Linked DNA regions of Homo sapiens: region 1 is linked to region 2. Evidence: chromatin contacts called from ENCODE Hi-C or POLR2A ChIA-PET data. All regions are on one chromosome and are shown on one strand. Each heading gives the region's core, a stretch centred on a gene start or an enhancer-like site at or near the end of the contact. The rest is flanking DNA. Distances are from core to core; before and after follow the strand shown.

Evidence for each region. A loop is a pair of places that touch in the nucleus more often than their neighbours do. ChIA-PET counts read pairs that join two places held with the same protein, here RNA polymerase II (POLR2A). Pooled maps may share reads with other maps.
Region 1: a pooled map shows a loop between it and region 2 (2.3-fold over the local background). The contact joins two enhancer-like sites. A Hi-C loop is called at or near these places in 1 of 50 pooled maps. POLR2A ChIA-PET finds 5 or more read pairs at or near these places in 4 of 52 experiments (PC-9, activated B cell, activated CD4-positive, alpha-beta T cell and 1 more).

Annotation. Positions count from the first base shown.
Region 1 is chr10:97,461,611-97,468,330 of GRCh38, reverse strand. It overlaps MMS19 (MMS19 cytosolic iron-sulfur assembly component), which reads left to right. Exons shown (of 31, transcript NM_022362.5): 13 at 1-79; 14 at 748-826; 15 at 1,430-1,555; 16 at 1,746-1,827; 17 at 2,172-2,272; 18 at 2,377-2,526; 19 at 4,318-4,473; 20 at 5,649-5,748; 21 at 6,212-6,314; 22 at 6,435-6,503; 23 at 6,709-6,720. Among named protein-coding and RNA genes, the nearest start is that of ZDHHC16, 19 kb to the right of the region's middle. Within about 2 kb of position 4,515, at least 13 of the 41 ENCODE cell types and tissues checked have a DNase peak (open chromatin) inside an H3K27ac peak, as active enhancers do.
Region 2 is chr10:97,278,317-97,285,596 of GRCh38, reverse strand. All of the region lies in intron 1 of ARHGAP19 (Rho GTPase activating protein 19), which reads left to right. All of the region lies in intron 1 of ARHGAP19-SLIT1 (ARHGAP19-SLIT1 readthrough (NMD candidate)), which reads left to right. Among named protein-coding and RNA genes, the nearest start is that of ARHGAP19, 11 kb to the left of the region's middle. Within about 2 kb of position 6,030, at least 7 of the 41 ENCODE cell types and tissues checked have a DNase peak (open chromatin) inside an H3K27ac peak, as active enhancers do.

The sequences.
Region 1 (6,720 bases), core at 3,266-5,765, 180 kb before region 2:
TGCATCTGCCCGGGCCTGTGACTCTGTCACCAGCAATGTACTGCCTTTACTGCTGGAACAGTTCCACAAGCACAGTCAGGTAAGGGAGCAGAATCTTTGGGGGAAATGATGGGACCTGTGTGCTAGGTTCCCTTTCTCAGAGAGTGAGCTAAGTTTTAGCTTGGGCCAACATAGTAGACCTTGGGTTTTGCTCCCATTAGCTGCTGCTGCTGCTTCCCTTACTCACTTTTTCCCTGTCTCATACATAAAAGGATCATTCTCCCAAGACAGGAGGATAGCTTGAAGCCAGGAGTTCAAGATCAGCCTGGGCAACAAAGTGAGATCCCATCTCTAAAAAAAAAAAAATTTTTTTTAAATTAGCCAAGCAGGACATGCTGGTTCATGCCTGTAATCCCAGCACTTTAGGAGACCAAGGCAGGACAATCACTTGAGGCTAGGATTTAAAGACCAGCTTGGGCAACAAGACAAGACCACATCTCTACAAAAAAAAAAAAAAAAAATTAGCTGGATAAGGTGGCACGCATCTGTAGTCCCAGCTACTCAAGAGGCTGAGGCGAGAGAATCACTTGAACCTAGGAGGTCGGGGCTGCAGGGAGCTATAATCATGCTACTGTATTCCAGCCTGGCTGTGGCATAGCAAAACCCCCATCTCTTGGAAGAAAGAAAGAATTTTCCCTATATCCAGAGTAGCAGGATTGAAATCCTTTAAAATATTCTTTGACTCTAGTACCCCTTGAAACGTTACAGAGCAGCCAGCGGCGGACAATCCTTGAAATGCTCCTGGGTTTCTTGAAGCTGCAGCAGAAATGGAGCTATGAAGACAAAGGTGAGGTTGCCTTCCATTGCAGTGCTCTGGGGACTGTTGAACACTTCAGCCTATAAAGGATAGCAGGGCAAAGAGTGCTGTGGAAAAGTAGTCTAGAACAGTGGTCCTATTCTGAGGTTGTAGCACAAGAGAACACTTAACAGATGAGATGGATGAGATCTGTTTATTTTTCTCAGTGTGCTTTCTGGATACCCAATGGATTAAGCTCTTTAAATCTGCCCCAGGAGGCGGGGCATGGTGGCTCACACCTATAATCCCAGCACTTTGGTAGGCTAAGGCAGGCGGAAAACTTGAGGTTAGGAGTTCGAGACCAGCCTGGCCAATATGGTGAAACCCTGTCTCTACTAAAAATACAAAAATTAGCCAGGCCTGTTGGCACATGCCTGTAATTCCAGCTACTCGGGAGGCTGAGGCAGGAGAATGGCTTGAACCTGGGAGGCAGAGGCTGCAGTGATCCGAGATTACGCCACTGCACTCCAGCCTGGGCAACAGAGGCCTTGTCTCAAAAAAAAAATCTACCCCAGGTTGGCTGTGTATCACAGCTTAGTCAGGGATATGGAATGCAGTGGCTTCCTTCTAACCTGGCCTCTGTCTCTTCCCTAGATCAAAGGCCTCTGAATGGCTTCAAGGACCAGCTGTGCTCACTGGTATTCATGGCTCTAACAGACCCCAGCACCCAGCTTCAGCTTGTTGGCATCCGTACACTGACAGTCTTGGGTGCCCAGCCAGGTACATCTTAAGGGAAAGAGAAGAGGAAAATATTGGTCCTTTTCTTGTAAGACTGCCTTGGTGAAAAGCAGCCTTACTATCCTCTTCTTACTGCAACTCTGGATGATTTGGGATTTCTAATAAGAGCTTAGAAGGGTTGTGATGGCTGCAGGGGAAGAAAGATGAGATTCATGTTCCCTTCTAACTACAGATCTCCTATCTTATGAGGACTTGGAGCTGGCAGTGGGTCACCTGTACAGACTGAGCTTCCTGAAGGAGGATTCCCAGAGTTGGTGAGAATTTAAAGCAATGAGATAGAGCAAGCTGTTCCCTGCCTCTGTATTGGCAGCAAAAGATCAAGCTAGGACCAGGGCTCTGTGCTTCTGACCCTTGGCTCTCCTTAGGGGAGGTGAGCTCTGTGTTAGACTCTGGCTGCTAACCAGTTGGAGAGATGTAGGACTGCTCTCTTCTTAGGCTTTAAGAAGCCCTGTCCAACTCAGTGGTGTAGGTACTTGAGTTCTGCTCTTTAGCAAGGAGGCGTTGGGAGCTCACACTCCTGAATCTGCCTAATATCAGACGTAGGCAAGAGAGCTGTGAGCCCAGGCTCAGCCAATGCTTATCTGCTCTGCGCCTCCAGCAGGGTGGCAGCACTGGAAGCATCAGGAACCCTGGCTGCTCTCTACCCTGTGGCCTTCAGCAGCCACCTCGTACCCAAGCTCGCTGAGGAGCTGCGTGTAGGTATGTGTCTCTAATCCTCTGTGGCCCATCCCTTTCCAGCAAGGCTTTGGGGCCTTCGTGCTTCCTATCACACAGTAAACCTTTGTCTCATGGGTTGCTTTCAGGGGAGTCAAATTTGACTAACGGAGATGAGCCCACCCAATGCTCCCGGCATCTGTGCTGTCTGCAAGCCTTGTCAGCTGTATCAACACATCCCAGCATCGTCAAGGAGACACTGCCTCTGCTGCTGCAGCATCTCTGGCAAGTGAACAGAGGTAACTACTAGGAATAACCACCAACGGACTGGGCTGAATAGGGAGCTGTAGTCTCTAAGGCAGTGGTTCTAGCTGTAGCTATACATAAGAGTAACAGAATCAACTCTTTTAAAAGAAAAAAAAAATACTGATGCCTGCGTCCAACTGAATCAGTCTCTGAGGAGGGATGGGACTTAGGCAACAGTACTATTAAGAGTACCCGGCCAGGGCCGCTGCTCTTGCCTGTAATCTCAGCACTTTGGGAGGCCGAGGCCAGCAGATCACTTGAGGTCAGGAATTTGAGACCAACTTAGCCAACATGGAGAAACCCAGTCTCTACTAAAAATACAAAAAATTAGCTGGGCATGGTGGCATGCGCCTGTAATCCCAGCTACTGGGGAGGCTGAGGCAGGAGAATCTCTTGAACCCACAAGGCGGAGGTTGCAGCGAGCTGAGATTGCGCCACTGTACTCCAGCCTGGCCAGCCTGGGCAATAGAGTGAAACTCTATCTCAAAAGAAAAAAAGGGTTGGGCGCAGTGGCACATGCCTATAATCCCAGCACTTTGGGAGGCTGAGGCGGGTGGATCACAAGGTCAGGAGTTTGAGACCAGCCTGACCAACATGGTGCAATCCCGTCTCTACTAAAAATTATCTGGTCATGGTGGCAGGCGCCTGTAATCCCAGCTACTCAGGAGGCTGAGGCAGGATAATCGTTTGAACCTGGGAGGCGGAGGTTGCAGTGAGCCAAGATCATGCCATTGCACTCACACCTGGGCAAACAGGGTGAAACTCCATCTCAAAAAAGAAAAAAAAAAGTGCCGGGCTGGGTGTGGTGGCTCATGCCTGTAATCCCAGCACTTTGGGAGGCCAAGGCTGATGGATCACTTGAGCTCAAGAGTTTGAGACCTAACCAGCCGATGCAACATGGCGAAACCGCATCTCTACAAAAAATACAAAAATTAGCCAGGAGCAGTGGCATGCACCTGTAGTCCCAGCTACTTGGGAGGCTAAGGCAGGAGAATCACTTTGAGCCCGGGAGGCAGAGGTTGGAGCAAGCCGAGATCGCTCCATTGCACTCCAGCCTGACCTGGGCAACAGGAGTGAAGCCCTGTCTCCAAAAAAAAAAAAAAAAATTACCTAGGTAATTTTCATGTGGGATCTGAATTGAGAGGCATCACCCTAAGGCCGTGGTGCTCAAAAGATGGTCTGTTAACCAGCAGCATGGGTGACATCTGGGAGCTTGTTAGAAGTGCAGAATCTCAGGCCCTCACTGATCAGAATCTGCATTTTGACAGTGTACCCTGGTAACTCGTAGACTGTTGAGTTTGAGAAGCACTGCTCCAATGCAAAAGTGACAGCAGCCTGCCCTGTGGGTAGATTCAGGCCCACTGTGGTTGATCCAGCAGCTGTTACATAGTAGAATGAATACTAGACTTGGATTATAACTTGGGCTTGATTCCTGACTTTGCACTTCCTGTGACCCTGGAAAAGCCACTGATCATGTATTTCATTGTGCCTCCATGTCCTTCTCTATAGAGTGAGGGAAATGATACTTCTAAGGTTGTTATGAAAAATAAGGAGAGAATATATACAAGTGCTTCTGCTGCAGAGCCTGGGACAGAGCAAGTCTCAACTATGAAGTCTGAATAGATCAGAAAGAACAGCCAGGAGAATAAAGTGACTCAGCTTTTTAATAAGGCACTCTTGGTCCCTTCAGTCACTCTTCTTTGTTCCTCTCATCTGCTGTGTAATTGGAAACACCTGAAAGTGCTTTTAAGCAAACCTTACAGAGAACACTTTCTCATCAACAGGGAATATGGTTGCACAATCCAGTGACGTTATTGCTGTCTGTCAGAGCCTCAGACAGATGGCAGAAAAATGTCAGCAGGACCCTGAGAGTTGCTGGTATTTCCACCAGACAGCTATACCTTGCCTGCTTGCCTTGGCTGTGCAGGCCTCTATGCCAGGTAACTTTCCACCTCTCCTTCCTGGCCTTTGGGAACTTTGCCCTCTGCTGGTGTTGAACAGCACCACCCTCTGGGTATTGGTGGTACTGTATTTTGTACCATCAGAGGTTTATTTTCAATCCTTTGTCCTCAGAGTGAGATTTCACTTCATAGCAAAGGGTGCCACCCTGACCAGTGGCAGGAACCAAAATCCACTAGTGTTAGCAACATTCAAAAGAATGCACACCTTTTCCCCATGAAGTGCTATGTGATTAGTTTACTTAGAATTGGACTCTGGAGTCAAGCCCACCTGGTTGGGTTTTATCCTCAACTCTACCACTTGCTAACTTAGGTGAAGATATTCAGCCTTTCCACGCTTCAATTTCCTCACTTGTAAGATGGAGATAAAGAGTACCGTCTAGGCTGGCGCCATGGTTCACACCTGTAATCCCAGCACTTCAGGAGGCCAAGATGGGAGGATCACTTGAGTCCAGGAGTTTGAGACCAGCCTGGGCAACACAGGGGACCCTGTTTCTACAAATAGTCAGACATAGTGGTGCACACCTATAGTCCCAGCTGCTCAAGAGGCTGAGGTGGGAGGATCACCTGAGCCCAGGAGTTCAAGGCTGCAGTGAGGCATGATTGTGCCTCTGCACTCGAGCCTGGGTGACAGAGCGAGATCCTGTTCCTGTCTCAAAAAAAAAAAAAAAAAAAACTGTTTCACAGGGTAGTTGGTAAGGATTAAATAAGTTAGTGTATAGTACCTGCCACATAGGAAGTACTCAGTGTATGATAGTTGCTATAAATAATAAGGACCCATGAAGATAAATCTATGTTTTTAATTTTTTCAGAGACCAACATTACTATTTTTTTTTCCTTGCATCTCCAGGGACACCAGGGACAACATTTCTATTTCTTATGTTAAGAATGTTCATCTTAGCTATCCCTCTTTCCCACTGTTGGCCTAGTCTAAAGACTGTGCAGAGTTCTCAGGAGCGCTCTGTGGCCCCAGGTCAGACCACTCCTGTTTCTGGTGCCCTGATTCTCAGGACTATAGCACTACCAGAGACCAGATTAAGAACTGCTGTCGTGGCTAGAGTCAAGCCCCAGAGTCAGTGATGCTGACAGAACCCAATCATTCATTTCTTGAACCCGTCATGGTCTTGTGATTGTGTGCATGTGTGTGTGTTTTGCAGAGAAGGAGCCCTCAGTTCTGAGAAAAGTACTATTGGAGGATGAGGTGTTGGCTGCCATGGTGTCTGTCATTGGCACTGCTACAACCCACCTGAGCCCTGAGTAAGTATAATCATGGATGTGGCTTGAACCCAGGGAGAAGGATAGCATTCTTAGGAAGAAGCAACAGGTAGCTGCCTTGTCAGCTGTCCTTTTACCTATATGTAAATGTGGTGCAGTTAATCGTCTTGTAAGTTTTGTTGACAAAACAAAAGGAAGGGGCTCTTAGCACCATGGACTATGAGGGTGGGAAGCCAGGGCCAGTGGTTCTTAGCCGCAGATGTGCTTAAGAATTACCTGTAGAGCATTTTAAAATATACCTTGACTTCCCAGATGGGAACCTGAATGGAAATGATTACTGGCACATATGTGCCAAATTAATATTTGTTCAATGCATGAATGATCAGGGCATGTCCCATTGACGTGGTGATCCTAATTCAAACCCTAGGTTGAAAAGCACGTCTGTGGAGGAGAGGGCTGCTTTAGAATCCTAGCTCCTTGGTCATACCTAGTACTCTGCCCCCAGGTTAGCTGCCCAGAGTGTGACACACATTGTGCCCCTCTTCTTGGATGGCAACGTGTCCTTTCTGCCTGAAAACAGCTTCCCGAGCAGATTCCAGCCATTCCAGGTAACAGTCTTAGAACTTACATCCTTCAAGCTGGTTTTTTTTTAGGGCTAATCTGGAATGGGTAGAGGGGCAGACAAGCTTATTGCTGGCAGGCTTGATCGGGCTCTCCTTCCTTTATAGGATGGCTCCTCAGGGCAGAGGCGGCTGATTGCACTGCTTATGGCCTTTGTCTGCTCCCTGCCTCGAAATGTAAGTGAGCACATTTGGGAAGTACTGTTATTTAACCTTGACAAGGTGACTCCGGGCTGAAATTTGCCACAGGCTAAGCTGATCTTTTACTTCCCCCACCAGAGAAGTTAGTTCTCATCCGTCCCGGTCCCTGCTGCCACTATGTACTGGTTCTCTTGGAGTTCAAGTGTTCTCTGGGTCCATTACATGGCCAGGTTTTCTGTAGGTGGAAATCCCT
Region 2 (7,280 bases), core at 4,781-7,280:
TGAGCCGAGATTGTGCCACTATACTCCAGCCTGGGCAACAGAGGGAGAGACTCTGTCTCAAAAAAAAAAAAAAAAAAGCAAAAAAAAAAAGAGAAAATTATCTAGGTATGGTGGCACATACCCGCAGTCCCAGCTACTTGGGAGGCTGAAGCAGGAGGATCACTTGAGCTCAAGAGTTTGAGGCTGCAATAAGCTAGAATGCCGCCACTACACTCTGGCCTGGGTGACTGAGACCCTGTTGTTAAAAAAAATAAATAAAAATAAATTTGTTTTAAAAAATTGTATTAAAAAACATAACAGTTTATCATCTTACCTATTAAGTGTGTAGTTAATTAATGTTAACTACATTCGCATTGTTCTGTGTCCAGCCATTTTTTATATGGAACATCTACAACCTACAAATCCATTGAAGCTTTAAGAGTATATACTTTCGGCCTTGCACAGTGTCTCATGCCTGTAATCCCAGCACTTTGGGAGGCGGAGGCGGGCGGATCACCTGAGGTCAGGAGTTTAAGACCAGCCTGGCCAGCATGGTGAAACCCCGTCTCTACTAAAAATACAAAAAATTAGCTGGGTGCAGTGGCATGCACCTGTAATCGCAGCTACTTGGGAGGCTGAGGTAGGAGAATCGCTTGAACCTGGGAGGCGGAGGTTGTGGTGAGCTAAGATCACACCATTGCACTCCAGCCTGGGCGACACAGCGAGACTCAGTCTCACAGGAAAAAAAAAAAAAAAAAAAAAGTATATGCTTTTTTTTCTTTCTTTCTTTTTTGTTAAGAGTATATAGTTTGGCTAAAAGTGGTGGCTCTCATCTGTAATCCTACCACTTTGGGAGGCTGAGGTGGTAGGATCACTTGAGCCCAGGAGTTTGAGACCAGCCTGGGCAACCTAGCAAGACATTGTCTCTACTAAAAATAAAAATAGTTAGCCAGGCGTGGTGGCACATGCCTCTGGTCTCAGCTGCTAGGAAGGCCGAGGCAGGAGGATTGCTTGAGCCTGGGAGGTCAAGGATGCACTGAACCGTGAGTATGCCACCATTCTAGCATGGGCAATAGAACAAGACCTTGCCTCAAAAAACCCCCAGTATATACTTTTTTCCCCTCTTCCCCACTATGAAATAAACTTATATAATATTTACTACAGAAGGCTAGAAAAATATGTAGAAAAAAATGGGGGCTGGTCTGAGTGTCTCACGCCTATAATCCCAGCACTTTGGGAGGCCAAGGTGGGCAGAACACTTGAGGTCAGTAGTTCGAGACCAGCCTGGCCAACATGGTGAAACCCTGTCTCTACTAAAAAGACAAAAATTAGCTGGGCATGGTGTCGCACATCTGTAATCCCAGCTACTTAAGAGGCTGAGGCAAGAGAATCGCTTGAACCTGGGAGGCAGAAGTTGCAGTGAGCCAAGATTGCACCACTGTACTCCAGCTTGGGCAACAGAGTGAGACAATGTCTCAAAAACAAAAAGCAAAAAATACAAATAAAAATAAGAGAAAAAAGCTAGGTGTGGTGGTGTGCACCTGTAGTCCCAGCTACTGGGGAGGATGAGGTGGGAAGATTGCTTGAACCTAGGAGCTTAAGGCTGCAGTGAGCTATGATGACACCACTGTGCTCCAGCCTGGGTGCCAGAGTGAGACCCTGTCTCTAAAAAAAAGAAAAAAAAAGGAAAGAAAAATATGTAGAAAAATGGTAAACTAGCCACTCCAATTTACCAGATAGATACAACCATTATTAATATTGAGACAGTTTTTTTTTTTTTTTTTTTAATAGAGATGAAGTTTCACTATGTTGTCTAGGCGGTCTCAAACTCTTGGGCTCATGTACTCCTCCCACCTTGGCAACCCAAAGTGCTGGGATTACAGGTGTGAGCCACCATGTCTGGTTCCTTCTGAGTCTTAAACTGTAATGCCTCTTATCTAAAATATGACCCATCCAAGATCTGATTTCTATCTTGGTTTCCCAGTTTCCTCCCAATAAGTGCATCATTTCTGGTTGGAAACAGTATAGCAAAAGAGTGATTGAAATACAATTTTTTTTTTTTTTGAGACAGAGTCTCACTCTGTTGCCCAGGCCGGAGTGCAGTGGCATGATCTCAGCTTGCTGCAGCCTCCGTCTCCTGGGTTCAAGCAGTTCTCCTGCCTCGGCCTCCCGAGTAGCTGGGACTACAGGCATGCGCCACCATGCTGGCTAATTTTTGTATTTTTAGTAGAGACGGGGTATCACCATGTTGGCCAGGTTGGTCTCGAACTCTTGACCTCATGATCCACCCACCTCAGCCTCCTGAAGATGCCCTCTGGTCACCTTCAGTGAACACTCTCACCTACACTTTTACTAACCATCTTTTAGGGTGGGTTGTTTCTACAGATGCTGGAGCCTATTTATTTTGTGCTGATGTTTTGCTACTGTTACCCGATATAAACTAAATTCAGCTAGGCCATAGAAACTACATAGTAACAGCCGGGCGGGTGGCTCACGCCTGTAATCCCAGCACTTTGGGAGGCTGAGGTGGGTGGATTGCCTGAGGTCAGGAGTTCAAGACCAGCCTGGCCAATATGGTGAAACCCCGTCTCTACTAAAAATACAAAAATTAGCCAGGCGTGGTGGCAGACGCCTGTAATCCCAGCTACTTGGGAGGCTGGGGCAGGAGAATCGCTTGAACCTGGGAGGTGGAGGTTGCAGTAAGCCGAGATCGCACCACTGCACTCCAGCCTGGGCGACCAGAGTGAGACTCTGTCTCAAAAAAAAAAAAAAAAAAAAGAAAAAAGAAACTACATAGTACTTTAAACAGAGAACATTTAATAGGTTATAAACTATAACTGGGGATTCGAGTAACAAGGAATTGGCTAGTAAGAAGTAAAGAGATCTCTAAGAAATATAGAAATAGATACAGGAATCAGCTGAGTTAGAATGTACAAGGAAGAGGGTCCCTAGGGCAGAGTTCCAGACCTTGCTGGAGATGGCATGGCCATGGCTGACTGATTGGCAGCCATTGCTCTGAAGGGGAAGATACAGAAGGGAGGGCTCAGATTCATACTGGGACAAACAGACTTACACATTCATATTTGTTAGGATTCTTCAGTTATATGTGATAGAAACTAAAACTAGCTTAAGCAAAAAGAGACTCTATTAATTGGCTCAAGAAACTGAAAAGTCCAGGGGATAAATCAAGTATGGTTTAATCTGTATGGAAAATCTCAAATCTCAGTGTTGTTAGATATCTACCTCTTTACTGTCTTAGATCTGGTTTCCTCTGTATTTGCTTCCTAAGAAGGCAGATTCTGTATAAAAAGTGGCAGTAATAGGCCACCAACGGTGTCAGTCTTACATCCCACCAGCTTAGCAATTTTAGGATTCACAAGAGTCTTGGAGTTGAGACTTTTTGTCCTGGTTTGACTTGTGGGCCTTTGCTTGGATTCATGAAGGGAATAGAATGTTTCAGTTGGTTAAGCTTGGATGACATGCTCACAGGCAGTGCCCACCAGGTCACATAGATTCGAAAGATGGGGAGAGGTTTATTGCTTAAAGGAAAATGGGGGTGCTGTTACCAGAGGAAGGGGAAAATACGTATTGGGAATTCAAAAGCAGCAGATGTCCACTGTGCTATCTCTGTAACTCCCCTGTGTACCTCTCTTTAAATTTATGTTTTGAAAAGGGCTGGCCACTAATGTGTGGCGAAAACATTTTATGTTTCTTAAAAAAACCCTGAGAAACCAAAAAGCACCTTAAGTATTAGCTCTTTTTTTCTCCCACTGTCTAACTCCTACACGTCTTTAAGATCTAGCTCAAATCTCTTGTATATGGGTAAAAGATTCTCTCCTGAATTCTTAGAGCCTTTATTGTCTGTATCATGCATTTGGCTATTAATGATCTTGTATCATCTTTTGCGTTGTGGTCTTTAGCTACTATTTGAAATCGCGTAGCACTTAGTGAATTTTCAGTTCCTGGAGGCCAGAGACTTACCTTAGTTTTTGTCCCCTATACCTTACAATACCGTAAAGTTACAAAGCAATTAGTAGATCATGATTGGATTGATTTTAAATGACACACAAGTGATCGATTTCTTGTTTGGGTACCATATGTCTCAGAAAAGCAATTCACCTTCTTATGTTGGTTGATGAAAAGATTTATAGTTAAATTTGTGAAATATTGAATATTTCTGGCTGACTACAAGTATAGAAACTCTTTTCTTTTTTGAAACAGGGTCTCACTCTGTTATGACTCAGGCTGGCGTGCAGGGGCAAGAACACACCTCACTGCAGCCTTGACCTCCTGGGCTTAGGTGATCCTCCTACCTCAGCCTCCTGAGTAGTTGGGACCGTAGACTCAAGCAACCATGCCTGGCTAATTTAAAAACAATTTTTTTTTTTTTTTTTTTTTGTAGTGACAGAGTCTTGTCAGGTTGCTTATACTGGTCTTGAACTCCTAGGCTCAAGTGATCCTGCCACCTTGTCCTCACAAGGTGTTGGAATTATAGACATGAGCCGCTGTGCCTGGCCAGAAACTCTTAAGAATTTTCAATTTGTGAACTTGTGTAGATATGAACAAGTCATGTGCCAGAACAAAAACCATTAGCTGTCTCTTGGATAGTATGTGTCACTCTGAACTTTGGAACAAATGAATATAGAAGTAGTCTTTTAGGACCTAATCAGATCATACGTAGAAGTACTTCTAGTTTTAATTGCCTGAGACTCATGGCACTTAAAAGTCTGTAGGAGGCTGGGTGCAGTGGCTCATGCCTAATGCCAGCACTTGGGGAGGCTGAGCTGGGAGGATCGCTTGAGGCCAGGAGTTTGAGACTAGTGTGGTCAACATAGTGAGACCCTGGGCTGTATTAAAAAATTAGCCAGGTGTGGTGGCACACACCTTTAGTCTTAGCACTTTGGGAGGTTGATGTGGGAGTATGGGAGGATCCCTTGAGCCCAGGTGTTGAAGGCTGAAGTGAACTATGATTGCACACTGCATTACAGCCTGGTCAACAGAGTGAGACCCTGTCTTAGGGGAAAAAAAAAAAATAGGAAAAGAGAGACTCATGAAGCATTGACTCTGATTTTTTGAGGAGCAAATATTTTTTAGATAAATGGTAAGAAAGAGACTGTATTATCAGTGAAGCATCCTATAGAACTTTTTCCAAGTTAATAGGGAATTTTGATGTTACCTTTTTTTTCTTTTAATTATTATTATTATTTTTGAGATGGAGTCTTGGTCTGTCACCTTGGCTGGAGTGCAGTGGTGTGATCTCGGCTCACTGCAACCTCTGCCTCCCGGGTTCAAGTGATTCTCCTTCCTCAGCCTCCCTTGTAGCTGGGATTACAGGTGTGCACCACCACACCCAGCTAATTCTTTTGTATTTTTAGTAGAGATGGGGTTTCACTATGTTGGCTAGGGTGGTCTTGAACTCCTGACCTCAAATGATCTGTCCACCTCGGCCTCCTAAAGTGCTGGGATTACAGATGTGAACCACTGCACCCAGCCTGATGTTACTTTCTTAATACAAATAACTTTCTTCCCATTGTACACTAGCATGAGGGAGAAAAATTAAGGAAGGTGTCAGCAGCATAATTAATGCTTATTCATATGACACCCAGAAAGATAAAAATTACCAAGCAAATAAATGAGTGAGTAAATTGGCATTATTTATACTCATCATTCTTGACTGAGAATATTACATTGTCATTCCATAGGGCAGAATCTTAGATTAGGATTCCAAAAATGTTTAGGTTAAGAAGGTAGGCAATCAAGAGTTTTTTCATCTCAGAATAGTTTGCCAGTTTAATTTTGGTTAAGTTGTATTATTAGTTTGAAATTTGGGCTGGGCGTGGTGGCTTATGCCTGTGATCCCAGCACTTTGGGAGGCCGAGGTGCGAGGATCACTTGGGCCCAGGAATTTGAGACCTGGGCAACGTAGAAAGACTTGTGTCTACAAATAATAAAAAAAAATTAGCCAGGTGTGGCTGTGCATGTCTATGGTCCCAGCTACTTGGGAGGACGAGGTGGGGGAATTGTTTGAGCTCAGGCAGTTGAGGCTACAGTGAGTCATGATTGCGCCATTGCACTCTAGCCTGGGCAACAAGGGAAGACCCAGCCTCAAACAAACAAACAAAACGCACACACACACACACAAAAGCAAGCAAGAAAGAAATTTGTTCAGGTTGAGATCAAATATAGGGGCTAAATATATTTGCAGACTTTTGGAGTCTAACTTAGAGATAATTTTGTAGTCCATACTATAAAACATTGCACAGCTACTCCTAAGGGCAGACCTTAGGGTATAAATATTTCAAAAATTTTATCTAAGAAATTGGATATCGTTCCCTGAATTGTGGTACGACTTATTAATGTTGAACTGTCTCTGGTATTAAAAAGCACCACCAGCTTGGACATGTAGGGCCTGTTTAGTTTTCTCTTCTCTTTTTATGTACAGCTTTCATGATACTGGCTTAAATTTGATACATAGAAAGAGGGAAGAATACAGTCTTTTCTTTGATAGTTGTATTTCTTATCTAACAGCTTTCCAACAAAGTGACACATTTAAAGCTGTGTTTCAGAGCCTTTTAGAGTTGAAAAAGCAGTAAGAGAGAGGGCATTCTTCTCTCAGGGTGGTAAATCAGATTTAGACAACTTTAAATATAGCTCATATTTTGATAAATCTTGCCAAGGTTGTGGTTCTTGGAAAACAAATCAAGTTAGGCAATTCACCAGGGAGGAAACATTTAGTTTTGTGGGTATGCAGTTTTGGTATAGTCAGCCAAAAGATACATCTGCAGGATGCAGTTTTTTTTTTTTTTAACTGCCTTGAATTTTGCAGATTCATGGCTTCAACATGCCTCAGAAGCACTTGCATTTCATTTTTCTGTAATTGATTTTTCAGCTGTGGATTGTTTCCAGTCCTTTCACTGAGCATATCACCTTACATGTAGGGTTCCATCTAGTGGTAAAAGTGGTAATTGTATACTGTGAGTAGGTTATACAAATTATTATTTTTTTAGTATTACTAGATTGATAAATTTATGCCACTTTGACATGATAGGCCACAATCCACCTGATTGATACTCATTTGGCACACTCTTCTCAATTCTGTTCACTGAGTTATATCTTGAGTTAGGATGAAAATAATGCAGCTTTCAGGCTTTAAAGTGACTAAATTTAAACTGCTAAGAGTCCTGACATTGTCTGCACAAGACAGCATTTTCTGTCACTTACAGAAAGTTACGTTTGGCATGTCAAGAAAAAAAGAAACATAATCCCAAAGCAGCAACCATTTAAAATAAGACTGCCACAAG